Regions from separate parts of the Homo sapiens genome. Here regions 2, 3 and 4 are each linked to region 1. A link is a contact called in ENCODE Hi-C or POLR2A ChIA-PET data. All regions are on one chromosome and are shown on one strand. The core of a region is the stretch at or near the end of the contact, and the rest is flanking DNA. Distances in the headings are between cores, read along the strand shown. Region 1 holds the start of CSRNP2 (cysteine and serine rich nuclear protein 2). Region 2 has its middle 3.1 kb from the start of KRT8. Region 3 holds the start of TMBIM6 (transmembrane BAX inhibitor motif containing 6). Region 4 holds the start of RACGAP1 (Rac GTPase activating protein 1).

Region 1 (3,625 bases), core at 366-2,865:
ATGCAGGGAAAAAGAAATATGGTTAGGGAAGATCTCGGATATGGGGACATTCGAGCAGATATTATGTGAGGGAGTAAGTATGTGGCTAGCTGGTGGAAGCCAGACAAAAGGCCCTGAGGTAAGAGAATGATTGCCCAGTTGAAGGAGCTGCAATGAGGCCAGTGTATTCAAGCAGAGTATGGAAGGGGGAAAGTAGAAGCAAACAAGATGACAGAACAAAATGAGGGGGCGGGGTGGGGGTCGGGGGACAAGAGAATGCAGCTCGAGCTTGCCGAGCCTTATAGTTCAAGGGAAAGACAACAAAGAAGAAACCAAGGCTATGTGTCCTTGGCAAATCACATACAACTTTTGACTTCTTAATCTTGGTTTTCCCCTTTTTTTTCTTTTTCTTTTTCTTTTTTTTTTTGAGACGGAGTTTCGCTCTTGTTGACCGTGCTGGAGGGCAATGGTGCAGTCTTGGCTCACTGCAACCTCCGCCTCCCGGGTTCAAGCCATTCTCCTGGGTCGGCCTCCCGAGGAGCTGGGATTAAAGGCACGTGCTACCACCCTCGGCTAATTTTTGTATTTTTAGTAGAGACAGGGTTTCACCATGTTGGTCAGGCTGGTCTCGAACTCCTGACCTCATGACCCGCCCGCCTCGGCCTCCCAAAGTGCTGGGATTACAGGCATGAGCCACCGCGCCTGGCGCCCTTTCTTAAAAATAGGTTGCGGAAGGGCGCGGTGGCTCATGCGTATAATCCCAGCACTTTGGGAGGCCGAGGCGGGCGGATCGCCTGGGCCCAGGAGTGCAAGACCAGCCGGGGCAACATGGCGAAAACCCCTTTTCTATTTAAATAAATAAATTAGTTTGCAAAGTTGAGAAGATTTTTTTTTTTTTTTTTTTGAGACGGAGTCTCGCTCTTTCGCCCAGTCTGCAGTGCAGTGGCGCGATCTCGGCTCACTGCAAGCTCCGCCTCCCGGGTTCACGCCATTCTCCTGCCTCAGCCTCCCGAGTAGCTGGGACTACAGGCGCCCGCCACCACGCCCGGCTAATTTTTGTATTTTTTAGTAGAGACGGGGTTTCACCTTGTTAGCCAGGTTGGTCTCGATCTCCTGACCTCGTGATCCGCCCACCTCGGCCTCCCAAAGTGCTGGGATTACAGGCGTGAGCCACCGCGCCCGGCAGCAATTTTTTTTTTTTTAAAGAAAACACTCAAAGCACTCCCTCATATAAGTAGATAACTCAAGATATTGCTTGTATTCTTTATAACCTGCGCAGGCTGCAATAAGTCATATTGCTGAAGACTAAGACCCCATGAGCGAGGAGAAGGGGGGATCATGTTCCTAATGGCGTGTGGTCAGGACACGAAAGAAAAAGGGAGCTTTGGAGGAGAATTCGTTTATTTAAGATCTGTAGCTGAGTCTCCTCTCTTCCCCCATTAAAAGGTTGCAGCAGAGCTGCCGCCTCGGGAGCCGGTTTGCGCGCCGGCTTCGGCTTTGCAGCAGTTACCGCCTACAACTCCCGGCATGCTGCTGGGTGTGGGCCGGCCCGTAGACTCCATTTCCCAGCCAGCCCCGGGTCTCGGTCAGGACGTGCCGGCGCCTATAAGAGCCAGTGCGCTGCGGCCGGATCCTATTGTTAGCCGGAGCCGGGGCGGTTCTGGGCGTCTGCTGCCGGGGGCGCCCGAGTTGCCGGAGACGCCCGGCCCTCTCTGCCTGCCGGCTGGGCTGCCCACCGCCCTCCCTCCCCGCCCTGCCGCCCTGGGAGCTCCCCGGCCGTCGCCGCGGGGCCCGGGACTCGCTCGCTCCTCCCTCCTTCCCACCGGGCTAGGGCGGCGGCGGCAGCGGGGGCGGCAGAGACCATCACGGGAGGAGGCAGCTGCGGCGGGGCCGGTAATGGGCCTAGGGGTGCGGGGCGGAGGGTGCCGCCTCGTCCTTTCTCGGGATCGGCCCTCGGGCGGCCGTGGAGGAGTGGTCAAGCCCAGAGCCGTGCGGATGGAGGGGTCAGAAATGAGAGGCTCGGACGGGAGCGGTCGGGGGGCGGGGAGGTCGGGTGCCGTTGGGAAGGAACCGAGTCGGGAAGAGGCGTGGGAGCGAGGGGCACCGAGGACGCTGGCCCGGACTGCGGGGGCAGCTCGCGGGAGACCGATGGGCGGCTTGGAAGCCTGCAGGATTGCAGATGAGGATTGAGTTCGGAATGGAGTGGAGAATGATGTAGGATGGAGGAAAGTGAAGGAAGGGGAGGGGGAACAGAGGAAAATGTGGGAGGAGTGGTTGGGAATTTGTGAGTAGCAGGCAGGAAGGGATGCGGAAGGCTGGGTAGGGGCTGCAGAGGATTGGAATGAGCGGGAAGGTTAGCAGGAATCAGAGGGAAGTGGGCCGAGAGCTGAAGGGTTCGGCAGGAGTGTTCATTAAAAGGAACTGGTGACTTGACATGTCCCTTCGCTCCGGTTCCTGATGTCTCCCATATTTCTGGCGTCGTGTGGGAAAATGAAAGCATCAATTGCCCTGGTTGCTAGCTTGATCTTTTTTCATAGGCCCAATTACGCAGCCAACTGCCACCCGTCCCTTTTAGTGCTGTGGTCTTGATTCATCCTTTTAAAGGGGTTGAGAGTGGCAGTGTGACACACAAACTGTTCTTCAGAATGAAATGCTAGAAGTTATCCCCACAAGACAACACTGTCCCCTTGTCCTGCAGTTTTCAGTTCAAGGTAAATTCATAGTTCAGATTTTTTTCTTCACTGGCTTTCTGTCTTGCAAATCCACAAAGCCAGGATGTTGGTTGTGCCGGTGTTATAAATGACTGGATATCCTTGAGAGTTAATGCAGCATCATGTTCCAGTTCCCACAAAGATCTGTCTTCCACACGATGGTAGTTTAGGCATGGAAAATTCTAACCTTGTGTTAGTGAATGGGTAAAAATCGGGGAGTGGGGGTGGTGAGTGCACGGCTTTCTTTAAACACCTAACTTAAGCGGGGGGTTTTCACTTGGGTGCTTTGTAAGTTCATGATCCTGGTGATCACAAAGACACATGGATCCATGAAATTCATGGTATATGAGAAACAACCACAGTATCTTGTAAAAGGAGAAACAGGGCAGGTCATTTTATTCAGGTTTATGGTAACACAGCAGCAAGCCTTCCTTCCAACCCAGCTACAGATGGTAGCCCTGACCATCTTACTGGAGGTTTTGATTCCTTGACCTTTAGCAGAAGGTTGGGTTCCAGTCAAGTGAAGAGGCTTTCTCCTGTGAGATGTAGCTTATTACTTTGGACTCATTTAAGAAAGAGACTTATATTACCTAAACTTTGCAAATAGATTCTTCCAGAAAATTTTGCCTGGGCAGTCCCTCTTGCTGCTCTCACATATGCTGTTTTTTTTTGTTGTTGTTGTTGTTTGTTTGTTTGTTTGTTTTGGTGGTTATAGGAATCCTTTTAGGCCTGAAAAAAACTTAGATCTAGTACTAAAATATACATATTCTGGTGGAACTGTTTATTAGGTGCTAGCCTGATGTATTCTGTGCTCTGGATCTTAACTATTTCATATAACTTTGGAAAATGTTCAGCTAGAAACTCTTGAGAAAAGACCATTAGACATGTAGCCAGAAAGTGTCAGCTGACCTTTCATTTCACTGGCATTTAAAAGC
Region 2 (3,625 bases), core at 433-2,932, 1.8 Mb before region 1:
GAGTTCGAGTCAGGCTGGGCAACATAGTGAGATCCTGTCTCTAAAAAAAAGAAAAAAAAGTGTGGGAGACCTCAACATCTTCAGGCTGCTGGGCTTGTGTCTCCTTCCTCCACAACAAGGCTGTGCTGTCCTCCCTCACTCTTGTTCTAATAATTTCTAATCATATCTCTTATCACAAGCAAAATTTCAAACCAGAGAACATTCACAGATTTTCATCTTCAGTGCGTAAAGCTCTATGGTGGTGGATGTGGATCAAAAGCTTTCAGAGTTGGCGGGACTTGGACATTCTAATTCAAACCCTAGCAGATGTGAGAACCCCCTCCCACTGAGCCAGTGGACAGCTGGTGAGCAAGGTCCCTCTCCATGTCTCCAGGTACAGGAGGTTGCTCCCTCTCTAGGCAGTCCATTTCCATCCTGGCTGGCTTTAATCATCAGATCCATCACTGATCAAGAGCAAAAAAGTCAGCATTTGCTAAGCTTTGACAATGAAAAATTTTAGCCTTGAGGCACATAACACAAAATTAGCAATCGAATTGACTCTATTATTCATGATGCTGCTTCCTGAGGGGTGTACCCACCACCTGTGGCTTCCTATTTAAACAAATTGTTCTGCTGTCTCTATGCTAAATGCAGCTATTTCTATACCAATAATAACATTTCAAAATGCTCCATCATTTAAAGGGATTTCGGGTGCTTTTCGGGCATTGCCTTAACCCAGAGGCAGGAAGCCTCTTTACCTGGGGCATCTAAACAAACTCTTTGCTTCTTTCCCCTGACCCCTTATGCTGGGCACAAAGCCCCTGCTTTTTATATGTAGCTCATTTATGCTTTTGTGGTTATCTTTTTGTTACAACTTTGTTGAGCTGTAATTCACATACAATATAATTCAACAATCTGAAGCTTGCAGTTCAGTGATTTTTAGTATGTTCACAGACTTGTGCAGCTTCACCATCATCAAATTTGTTTATTTATTTATTTATTTTTGAGACAGAGTTTCACTCTGTCTCCCACGCAGGCTAGAGTGCAGTGGCACAGTCTTGGCTCAATGCATGCGGCCTCAACTTTCGGGGCTCAGGTGATCCTCACAACTCAGCCTCCAGGGCAGCTGGGACTACAGGCGTGTGCCGCCATACCTGGCTAATTTTTGTATTTTTTGTAGAGACGGGGGTCTCATTATGTTGCTCAGCTGGTCTCAAACTCCTGGGCTAAAGTAATCCTCCTGCCTCGACCTCCCAAAGTGCTGGGATTATAGGTAGAGCCATTGTGCCTGCCCACCACCATCAAATTTAGAACATTCTCATCACCCCAGAAAGAAACCCTGTGCTCTTTAGCATTCATCTCCATTCCTCCCCTCCCTAGGCAACCACTAATCTACTTCCTGTCTCTATGCTTTGCCTGTTGTGCACATGTCATATAAATGGAATCATAGGGTACCTGATCTTCTATGACTGTCTCCTTTCACTGAGCATACGGGTTTCAAGGCTCATCTGCATCCAACATGCATCAGTAGTTCATTCCTTTTAATTGTAACATTAGATCGTATGGATATGCCACATTAAAGAAATCCATTCGTCATTTGGTGGACATTTGTTTTGTTCCCACTCTTTGGCTATTATGAACAAGGTTGCAGCGAATGAGATCATCAGTCCTGATCTCTAAGCAAAACTTGTTCAGATCCCGGGAGGCGGAGCTTGCAGTGAGCCGAGATTGCGCCACTGCACTCCAGTCTGGGTGACAGAGCGAGACTCCGTCTCAAAAAAGAAAAAAAAAAACTTGTTCAGACCATCTCTTCCCATGATCATGAGTGATGATAACAGCTACCTCCCCACCCCACTGGCCCCAAGACTTAATGCCACTGCTCAGGGTCTCAGGGCCTTCTCTGAATTATCCTGCACCATCAGAAGTAGGGGGCCTGGCCCTCACTCTTGGCCCACAGGGAGTGAGTGTCTCCTCCTTCCCTGGTTCACTCTCCAGGAAAGGCGGTTTGAGGCAGAGTTGTCTGGGTAGGGCAGGCACCGCAAACACGTTGTTCCCTTTTGTCCGGCAGGCAGCTGTGTGTAGACCACAATGCCTTACAAGGAGTTGTACCTGTGGGCCTGCTCCAGTCTGGTTCTCTCTTCCCTCACCACTTGGCCCTAGTCCCAGGGGCCTTCTCCTTCTGCCTTTAACCCTGAAGTCCCAGGCAGGGGCCATCAGAGAGGCCAACTCTGGCCTCTTCTCCTGCACCGAGGCTGTGCTTGGGGCATCTGGGGGAAGGTTTGGCTGGGGTCTCTGGGCAATAGAGAGATGACAAATGAGACACAAACACTTCTGGCCCTAGACGGTTCTGGGCTGCCCCAGAAAAAAAGGGCTTCCCCTGGCTGGGTAAGGTCTGGGTCAGCCCTCCAGCCTGCATACTGCAGGGTCCCTGGCAACCCCCTCTGTCCTCACCTTAAACAAGGGACACTCCTAGAACCAGGGAACCAGAAAGGTGGGGTGGAGGGGACTGGAATTTCAGGAAAGGCTTTGGGGTGCTGTTTTTTTGCTCCTTGTGCTGCCTAGATCAGGACCTGAGTGCCCCCTGCTCCCTCTAACAGCAGCGTGGGGGAGGGAAGATAGGGAGAGCGCCTGTCCTCCCTTTCCAGGGCTGCCATACCCGTCTGACCAGCCCCTCCCTCCCTCCTTCCGCCTTCCCTGTCCCAGGTTTGGCACTGGGCCCAGTCCTTCTCCCTTTGGTCTTCTGTTAAAAGCTTCTCAGCCCTGGTGGGTGCGGGTGTTTGTTGGGGAGGGGGTAGCATGCCTTCCAATCACTCTTGGGAAAATTAGGCATTGTTTAAAGGAGCTGGGAGAAGGCCTGGTGTAAATAGGTGCTAACTGAATTTCCCTTGCTCCATTCAGCATAGCAGGAGGCAGGGCCTGGGGAGGGGAGGGGAGGTGAAGGAGCCACTCACTGTGCCCGCTCTTGGGATCTATGCATTTTTCTGGAAGGGACTTCAATGTGTGGGGTGTGTGTGTGTGTGTGTGTGTATGCACGCGTGCATTGTGAAGAGAGCTTGTCTGTGTGTCTGTCTTTTTAAGTTTGTCTGTCCTCCAAGGAGGGGGCTTCTGGGTCTCTCTGTCCTTCTGGGTAGGGGTCCTATGTGCCTGTCTTTCTGTGAGCCTGGGTGTCTCTCCTAGAGAAGGATGGGGAAGAAACTGTACATCTGTCCTCCCAGTAGGTGGTCACCCCCTTCCCTGGGTCAGGGCTATGTCACCTGTCCCTCTCCTCAAGGGGATCTGGCTGTCATCTGTTGGTCCTCTGAGTTCAGTTTCATCCAGTCCCCACATCACACCCTGCAGTATCTTCCAGAGAACCCAGCCCCAGCCATCAGGTAATTGCAGGTGGAATCTCTGCCTTGGGGACCTAAACCTCCTGCCTTCCACCCACAGCATGCCCTGCCTGGCCCCACCCAGGCCTGGGGTGCCTTGCTCAGCTCCCCAATCTCCAACCTCCCACAGGTGCGTGCTACGTCCCAACCTGCCCTCCTGACTCACTTTGATAATGGGAGACAGGTGCAGGGACTCTTCCTCTATTTCCTCTGGCCCGTTGGGAGCCTGGGTAAAGCAGGAGGGTCCAGGTAGCACCACGAGTGCCACACCACTCCAC
Region 3 (3,625 bases), core at 324-2,823, 1.3 Mb after region 1:
TCCACCTGTGGTCCTAGCTACTCAGGAGGCTGGGGTGGATCACCTAAGCCAGGAGAGGTCAAGGTTCAAGTGAGCCATGACTGCGCCACTGCACTCTAGCCTGGGCGACAGTGAGACTCTGCCTCAAAAAAAAAAAAAAAAAAAAAGAGGAGGAAGGTACTAAACCATGTTTCCACAACCAGATAAATAACGGAAGAAGCAAACTATGGATCAAAAGTACAGATTGTATTTCTCAAGGGTTCAACTATTCTGTCCCTACTGGAGGAAAGTGGCGGCAGAGAATCTAAATGTCAACATATTCTTTAGGCCAGAACAAAAATATTAGACACAAAGAATAAGAAAACACCAAAGAGTGTAAATACAATAATTACAGAAAAAAGTGTGTATACGCAGGTCATAAGAAATGTGTTTATGCAATTCCGGTATCTTTCCAGAATTCAATTCTTAAACCACACATACAAAAGATAAACTGTAAATAAATATCAATAAGTAACTAGAAAAGTCCATTTGCCATTTATTTACCTTTGACCTTAAAATCCTTGTCTGTTTCAAGCACAGTCAGCCCTTCTACTGGGTTACACATTCACAAGTTGCTAGAACACAGTCTCAAGTTCATAGTGATTTTTGTTGTGGGGGTGGTCAATGAAAGGCTGATGACCCCAAGCAGCCCGGGCTGGCACCGGGTAGTAATTCTACACTCAGTAAATATACAAAGATACCAAAGCCTACTTGTTACCACAGGTCCAGCAAGTAGGCCCAAGATAAAAACTGCCCAACGACGCCCTTGCTGAGCAGACTTAGAAAGACGCCCACAAAACCTCAAGACCAAGCAAAGCAAAGCCACCTCACCTGCCCAAAGGTAACCAATCCGAAAAGAGCGGGGCCGCCCCGTGGGCCTGGAAGGCAGCCCCAGCCCCAGACTCCTCTCACTTCCCGCCTCTGCCGTTGGCTAAGTAACTGAGGAGCCTCGCGTGTCACAGAGGAGTGTGACATCACCCGCCCGCCAGGCCCTACCTCGAGTCTTGGCTCCGGGCCGCTCACCCAGGGTCAGCCCGACCAAAGGACCCGCCCGCAGCCGAACAGCAATCGGATGGGTGGAGTTTCGCGTTCCTTCACCTCGGAAGGACGTGCTCTGAATTCGAACGATCGAAGCTAGGCCAAGGGGCCCTGCGTCTACACTTAGTAGAGGAGAAGGAGCGGGAGAAAGGAAAAGGCGGGCTGAGAAGGGGCCTTCGCCAGCGCTCTGGGGCAGAATAGAGGCCTCGACACCCCCCAAAACCCCCGCAGACTCGCCTCCGCCCCACCCCCGCTTCAGCACTGTTGCGCACGCGCAGCACTAGTTCCCTAGCTTCCCTCCACACCCTGTTTTCCCGAGTCTGGTCTCCGAGCAGGGCCTCGTTCCTTCAGGGTGCCATCTGTCCGCAGAAGGAAGCTACTGCCACTCTTGCTCAGACAGTAACTGCTAACTCCCTTTCCATTTCTCACTCCCAGTTCGCCCAGTACTAGGTTCAGACGTACCTTCCTAACCCGCCTCTCCAAGGCCTACCAGCGCTTCTAACACCGGATGTGCTCTGACTCGCCCACTTCCGCTCCCGATCTTTTACCCGGCGTTCGCCTCTCGAGGGAAACCCCGCCCTGTGGTCCGCTTAAGACCAGTCCTCATTGGCCGTTGGCCGCACTCCTGCCTTTCCATTGGCTGTACGTGCATAAACAGCGGCTGCTTAGTTCAGAGGCCTGAGCTTGTCGATCAAGACTACTGGCCACCAACCGCCTCGAAGCAAAAGGTCTCCGCTTTCTTACCGTAGTAAGCCAGGGTCACGGTGCGCTGCTGCCTCTAGTGGAGAAAGTGAAAATGGGCCGGCCCCGCCCGGGACAGCCCGACGGCTTGTGAAGGGGTAGCGCTGCAGTCTTGGGATTCTGGCTTTAGTCTTGTCATGCAGTGTTAAAGGGGGAAAGCGATTCAGAGAACACATTAAAAAAAAAAAAAAAGCGCCCTCGCAAGGGGCGATTTACTGTGAAACTAGTGGAGCGTAAGCTTCAGAGCACCTTTGAAAACACTTCGATTTCTCTAGAGTATGCGAGAAGGAAATAGCAGGATTCCAGGAGGAAAACCAGAATTTAGGAAACCACTTTCTGGAAAGATAGAACAGTTCTTTTCAGTAAAGAATACAAATATCCAGGGTATGATTCTCAGTAGGCAAACCCAGGTATGCAATTAATAGAAGTTAATTTTCGGCTGGGCGTGGTGGCTTACGTCTGTAATCCCAGCACTTTGGGAGGCTGAGGTGGGCAGATCACTTGAGGCCAGGAGTTTGAGACCAGCCTGGCTAACATGGTAAAACCCCATCTCTATTAAAAATTTAAAAAATTAGCTGGGCGTGGTGGCGTGTGCCTGTAATCCCAACTACTCGGGAGGCTGAGGCAGGAGAATTGCTTGACCCTGGAGGTGAAGGTTGCAGTGAGCCGAGATGGTGCCACTGCACTCCAGCCTGGGAGACAGAGCGAGACCCCGTCTCAAAAAAACCAAAAAAGTTAATTTTCTATAATACAACCTAATTTTTGCTGTAGTGTAGCAGGACAAGCCGCAGACAAAACCCCTCAGACACCGAGTTAAAGCAGGAAGCGGTTTATTCCGCCAGGAGCATCGGCCAAGACTCCTGTCTCAAGAGCTGAGCTCCCTGAGTGAGCAATTCCTGTCCCTTTTAAGGCCTCACAACTCTAAAGGGATCCGCTTGAGAGGGTAGTGATCGATTGAGCAAGCATGCACCGGTAATTAGATCAGAACAGGACAGGGATTTTCACAGTGCTTTTCTATACAATGTCTGTAATCTATAGATAACATAACCGATTAGGTCAGGGGTCGATCTTTAACTACGAGGCCCAGGGTGTGGTGCCTGGCTGTCTGCTTGTGGATTTCATTTCTGCCTTTTAGTTTTTACTACTTCTTTCTTTGGAGGCAGAAATTGGGCATAAGACAATATGAGGGGTGGTCTCCTCCCTTATTCCCCCACTTTGAGACTCTCACTCATTTTATTAGTGGGAGTTCTCACCTTCATCTTCACTACCTATGTCTTCCTGCATGACAGATCGATAGTGATTTATGTAGTACACTTGTGCTGAAGCATTCTGGTGAACTAGAGTAGTGATGAAACCTTTTACCATTTGAATGAGTACAGATAGTAAATAAGGGATCAGTAAGCAGGCTATTACTACTATAATTTTTATTATAAGAGTTTTAAATCCTCCTAGCACTGGGAACCATTTTTAAACATAGCTTCAGGGTCAAATCCGTGTCACACTTGTACAGGCACATGTGCCAGTTTCGTCATGTCTTTAACTATATCTTCGACTACTTGCCTCTGATCATCTATGTGCAGGCAGCAATTGGTAAGGTTAAATTTTCCACAGACTTCTCCTCGAACTAAGATATTTACTCGACGATCCAGTCCAGCCCTGTCGATTCCTAAGGTCACACGCTCCCCTTTTTTTCCAGCGAGGATCAAGGGGATTGGTTATTACTAGCTCTAAGGGGTTACATTGTCCCTTAGTACAGGAAGAGCCATTTTTTCCTTTCTGAAGGTGGACTGGATCCTTTTCATTTTTTATCCAAGTGGCCTAAATGACA
Region 4 (3,625 bases), core at 480-2,979, 1.1 Mb after region 1:
ACAAATGCACAGTTCATATTTTCTTTCTTCATCCCTTTCTTAATAATATTAATAATAATCTGTATTGCAGTTTACCAAGTATAAACTTTGATAGTGTACCACACTGTGTCTCAGTCGATCTGGGAATAAACCTGTGAGATAGAGATGGGATTATTATTTCTACATTATACTTGGAGGAAGTGAAGTACAGAAGTATTAAAAAGTGATAATATGGGTGGGTCAGCCGAACGCCTGCTATTGTTCAAGGCCAGGTGGAGTGCTACTGTCTGTAATCCCAGTGCTTTGGGAGGCTCAGGTGGGAGGATCACCTAAGGCCAGGAGTTCAAGACTAGCCTGGACAACATAGTGAGACCCTTCTCTACAAAAGATAAACAAACAAGCAAAAGAATTACCTTGATCATGTGCCTGTAGTCCTAGGTATGAGGGAGGATCCCTTGAGTGTAGGAGTTCATATTTGCAGTGAGCTATAATTGTGCCACTGCACTCCAGCCTGCGTGACAGAGTAAGACCCTGTCTCTAAAATAAAAGTGGAGTCAAATTTTCGGGTTACAAAATTTGTGATGTGATTTTTGGATAAAATACAATTTTATATATTTATGGTGATGTTTTGATGTATGTATACACTGTGGAATGACTAAATCAAGCGAATTAATATATCCATTACCTCACATACTTTATTGAGGTGTGTGGTGAGAGCATTTAAGATCTACTCTTAGCAATTTTCAAATGCATTATACTTTGTTATTAACTACAGTCACTGTGTTGTACAATAGATCTAAATTTTCCTCTAACTGAAATTTTATATCTCTTGACCAACATCTCCCTAATCTCCCTCCCCCAAATCTGTGATCTTTCTTTTCTTTTTTTTTTTTTAAATTAAGGACCAATGTGACAGTAAGTGATCTTTCCTTTAAACCACAGCGCTTCTTGTATGCTCCAGCCAGTATTTTTCCAAATTGCGGGTAGCCATGCGTTGTTGAGTAGTGAGTTCTGGGTACTTTGCATGTAGTAAGGATGAGCAGAGTTTTCATTACCCGGTTGCAACGTAAAATGTATTTCTCACTGTGGGTCCAGAGTTTTTAAAAAGCATGAAAGCTCCTGTGCTAGCACAATGCCAAGTTCTAAATAACGTTTATTAAATGGAATTATAGTATTTTATTTTCATTTTGTATTTATTTTTGTTTTCTAGAGCTATCGCCTCCATTCGTAGCTACTGGACAGTAGAGACCATACCATCTTTATTTTTCCGATTCCCAGTGGAGTGCTTGTGATGATGTGGGCTCATTCAATGTGTGTCAAATAAAAGTCTGAATGGATACATCAATGGAAGGGATAATATAGCTCAGTGAATGTGCTTGAAACTAACTGCTGTTCTAACTCCTGGTATTCTTCTGATTCTACTGTGAGAGCTGACATTGTTCAGTTAATCGTTTCCAAGGGCCCTAGTCCCGCAGACAGTGAGACCAAGAATAATTCGCATTCAGGAAGTACCACTTGCCCTTAGTCAATATGGCATCCTGAATGACTTCCGGAAAGGGCACCGCAAAAAAAAACAAAAAAAACCGAAAAACCGTTGACATTAGTCAAAATGGCCACCTTTGGCTTCGCTTTGTCAGAATGCGCATGCTCATTCCCGTTCCCGTCACCTCCGCGTGGCCCTGACGCGTACGTCACACCGTAGAGGGACGGCGCGGGAGGAATAAATTTCTCTGTGATTGGTTGGTGAAGGTTTTCAAACCGGAGCTGTGGGCGCGGCGCTGCTCTGCCGTTGGGTGAGGCGCGGAGCGAAGTGAAGGGTGGCCCAGGTGGGGCCAGGCTGACTGAAGTGAGTAGTGGGGGTGCCAGACCAGGTGCGTCTGCCGCTGGATTGTGATAGGAAGCAGAGTGTTCGTGTGGTGAGCCGTGGCCGCCGCGGGGGTCCGGGACAGCGGGACAGCGGGACAGGCTGGCAGCCACAGCCTCTCCACTCGGGCTTTTCTGGGGTGGGGGTCGTGGCAGGTCGAATGGACGCGGCCTGGGAGGGTCGGGGGCTTCTGTCTTGGCGCCGGGTTTTGTGGAAAGCCGGGGGCGTCTTTTTGAGGTGGTGGCTGGACCAGGGCAGGAGTCATCCTAAACAAGAGTCTCTCAGTCAGATACGAGTTTAAGAGTGGTTGGAGTGACACCCCATCGTTTTCGAAGGGAAGAGCCCTGGTGTTTGAGAGGCCCGGGCGGCCTGCAGTGGAGCCCCTCTACTTCGTGGGTCTCGTATGTCTAGGGAGGCAAGGCAAGGCAATGACATCTTGTCCTTCTCATCCTGATTCTTACCCTCAGTAACAACGAGGCCTTACTTGTACACTTTCACGTACATTTCTCTTCACAGGATTTCATCCGTAGGCCGAGAGGTGTGTGTCGGAAAGTGGGGGTAGGTGGGTAGATAAGCCCTTTTTTTTTTTAAGAAAGCATTATCTTTCTAATGTGTCGGGTAAATAAGCTTTCCGAGTTATTGTAGGTGTTTAGAGAAGGCGCCTTTCCTGTAGCTTAATCATTCAATAAGTATTTATCTTTTGGAGGGGACTTAAAAAAATTTTTGTATATTTAGGGGGTACAAGTGCAGATTTCTTACATGCATATATCGCGTCGTGGTGAGGTCTGGTCTCTTAGTGTCCCCATCACTCAAATAGTGAACATTGTACCCAATACGTAGTTTTTCAACCCTCAGCCCCCTCCACCTTCCCATCTTTTGTATTCTCCAGTGTGTATTATTCCACTCTGTATGTCTGTGTACCCATTGATTAGCTTTCACTTATAAGTGAGAACATGCGGTATTTGACATTCTGAGTTATTTCACTGAGGATAATGGCCTCCAGTTCTATCCATGTTGCTGCAAAAGACGTGATTTCATTCTTTTTTATGGCTGAGTAGTATTCTGTGGTGTATGTCTGTCTATATATTACATTTTCTTTATCCAATCCTTCGTTGATGAACACTTAGGTTGATACCGTATCTTTGCTACTGTAAATTCTGCTGTGATAAATATATCAATGCAGGGGTCTTTTTGATATACTGATTTCTTTTTTTTTTTTGAGACGGAGTCTCGCTGTGTCGCCCAGGCTGGAGTGCAGTGGCGCGATCTCGGCTCACTGCAAGCTCCGCCTCCCGGATTCACGCCATTCTCCTGCCTCAGCCTCCCGAGTAGCTGGGACTATAGGGGCCCGTCACCACGCCCGGCTAATTTTTTGTATTTTTAGTAGAGACGGGGTTTCACCGTTTTAGCCAGGATGGTCTTGATCTACTGACCTCCTGATCTGCCCACCTCGGCCTCCCAAAGTGCTGGGATTACAGGCATGAGCCACCACGCCCGGCCGATATACTGATTTCTTACCCTTATACCCATTAGTGGGATTGCTGGATTGAATGGTAGTTCCATTTTTAGTTCTTTGAGAAGTCTCCATACTGTTTTCCATAAAGGTTGTACTAGTTTACTTTTTTTTTCTTTTTCTTTTTCTTTTTTGAGAAGGAGTCTTGCTCTGTGGTCCAGGCTGAAGTGCAGTGGTGCGATCTTGGCTCACTGCAAACTCTGCCTCCCGGGTTCAAATGATTCTTCTGCCTCAGCCTCCGGAGTAGCTGGAATTACAGGTGTGCACCA

Evidence for each region. A loop is a pair of places that touch in the nucleus more often than their neighbours do. ChIA-PET counts read pairs that join two places held with the same protein, here RNA polymerase II (POLR2A). Pooled maps may share reads with other maps.
Region 2: POLR2A ChIA-PET joins it to region 1 with 13 read pairs in H1. The contact joins the enhancer-like site here to the promoter of CSRNP2 in region 1. POLR2A ChIA-PET finds 5 or more read pairs at or near these places in 2 of 52 experiments (AG04449 and H1).
Region 3: a loop to region 1 is called in a map of CD4-positive, alpha-beta memory T cell, with 14 times the contacts of the local background. The contact joins the promoter of TMBIM6 here to the promoter of CSRNP2 in region 1. A Hi-C loop is called at or near these places in 1 of 168 maps with a recorded cell type or tissue (CD4-positive, alpha-beta memory T cell) and 7 of 50 pooled maps. POLR2A ChIA-PET finds 5 or more read pairs at or near these places in 1 of 52 experiments (activated CD4-positive, alpha-beta T cell).
Region 4: a loop to region 1 is called in a pooled map, with 26 times the contacts of the local background. The contact joins the promoter of RACGAP1 here to the promoter of CSRNP2 in region 1. A Hi-C loop is called at or near these places in 7 of 50 pooled maps. POLR2A ChIA-PET finds 5 or more read pairs at or near these places in 2 of 52 experiments (BJ and activated CD4-positive, alpha-beta T cell).

Annotation. Positions count from the first base shown.
Region 1 is chr12:51,081,586-51,085,210 of GRCh38, reverse strand. It overlaps CSRNP2 (cysteine and serine rich nuclear protein 2), which reads left to right and starts at 1,615. Exons shown (of 5, transcript NM_030809.3): 1 at 1,615-1,872. RefSeq lists an enhancer at 564-1,190 and a silencer at 1,564-2,053.
Region 2 is chr12:52,906,373-52,909,997 of GRCh38, reverse strand. It overlaps a transcript of KRT8 not described here. Among named protein-coding and RNA genes, the nearest start is that of KRT8, 3.1 kb to the right of the region's middle. Within about 2 kb of position 1,682, at least 14 of the 41 ENCODE cell types and tissues checked have a DNase peak (open chromatin) inside an H3K27ac peak, as active enhancers do.
Region 3 is chr12:49,739,505-49,743,129 of GRCh38, reverse strand. TMBIM6 (transmembrane BAX inhibitor motif containing 6) reads right to left here and starts at 1,573. Exons shown (of 10, transcript NM_003217.3): 1 at 1,519-1,573. RefSeq lists enhancers at 1,317-1,636, 1,257-1,948, 1,877-2,006.
Region 4 is chr12:50,023,598-50,027,222 of GRCh38, reverse strand. RACGAP1 (Rac GTPase activating protein 1) reads left to right here and starts at 1,729. Exons shown (of 17, transcript NM_001319999.2): 1 at 1,729-1,825. RefSeq lists an enhancer at 1,777-1,866.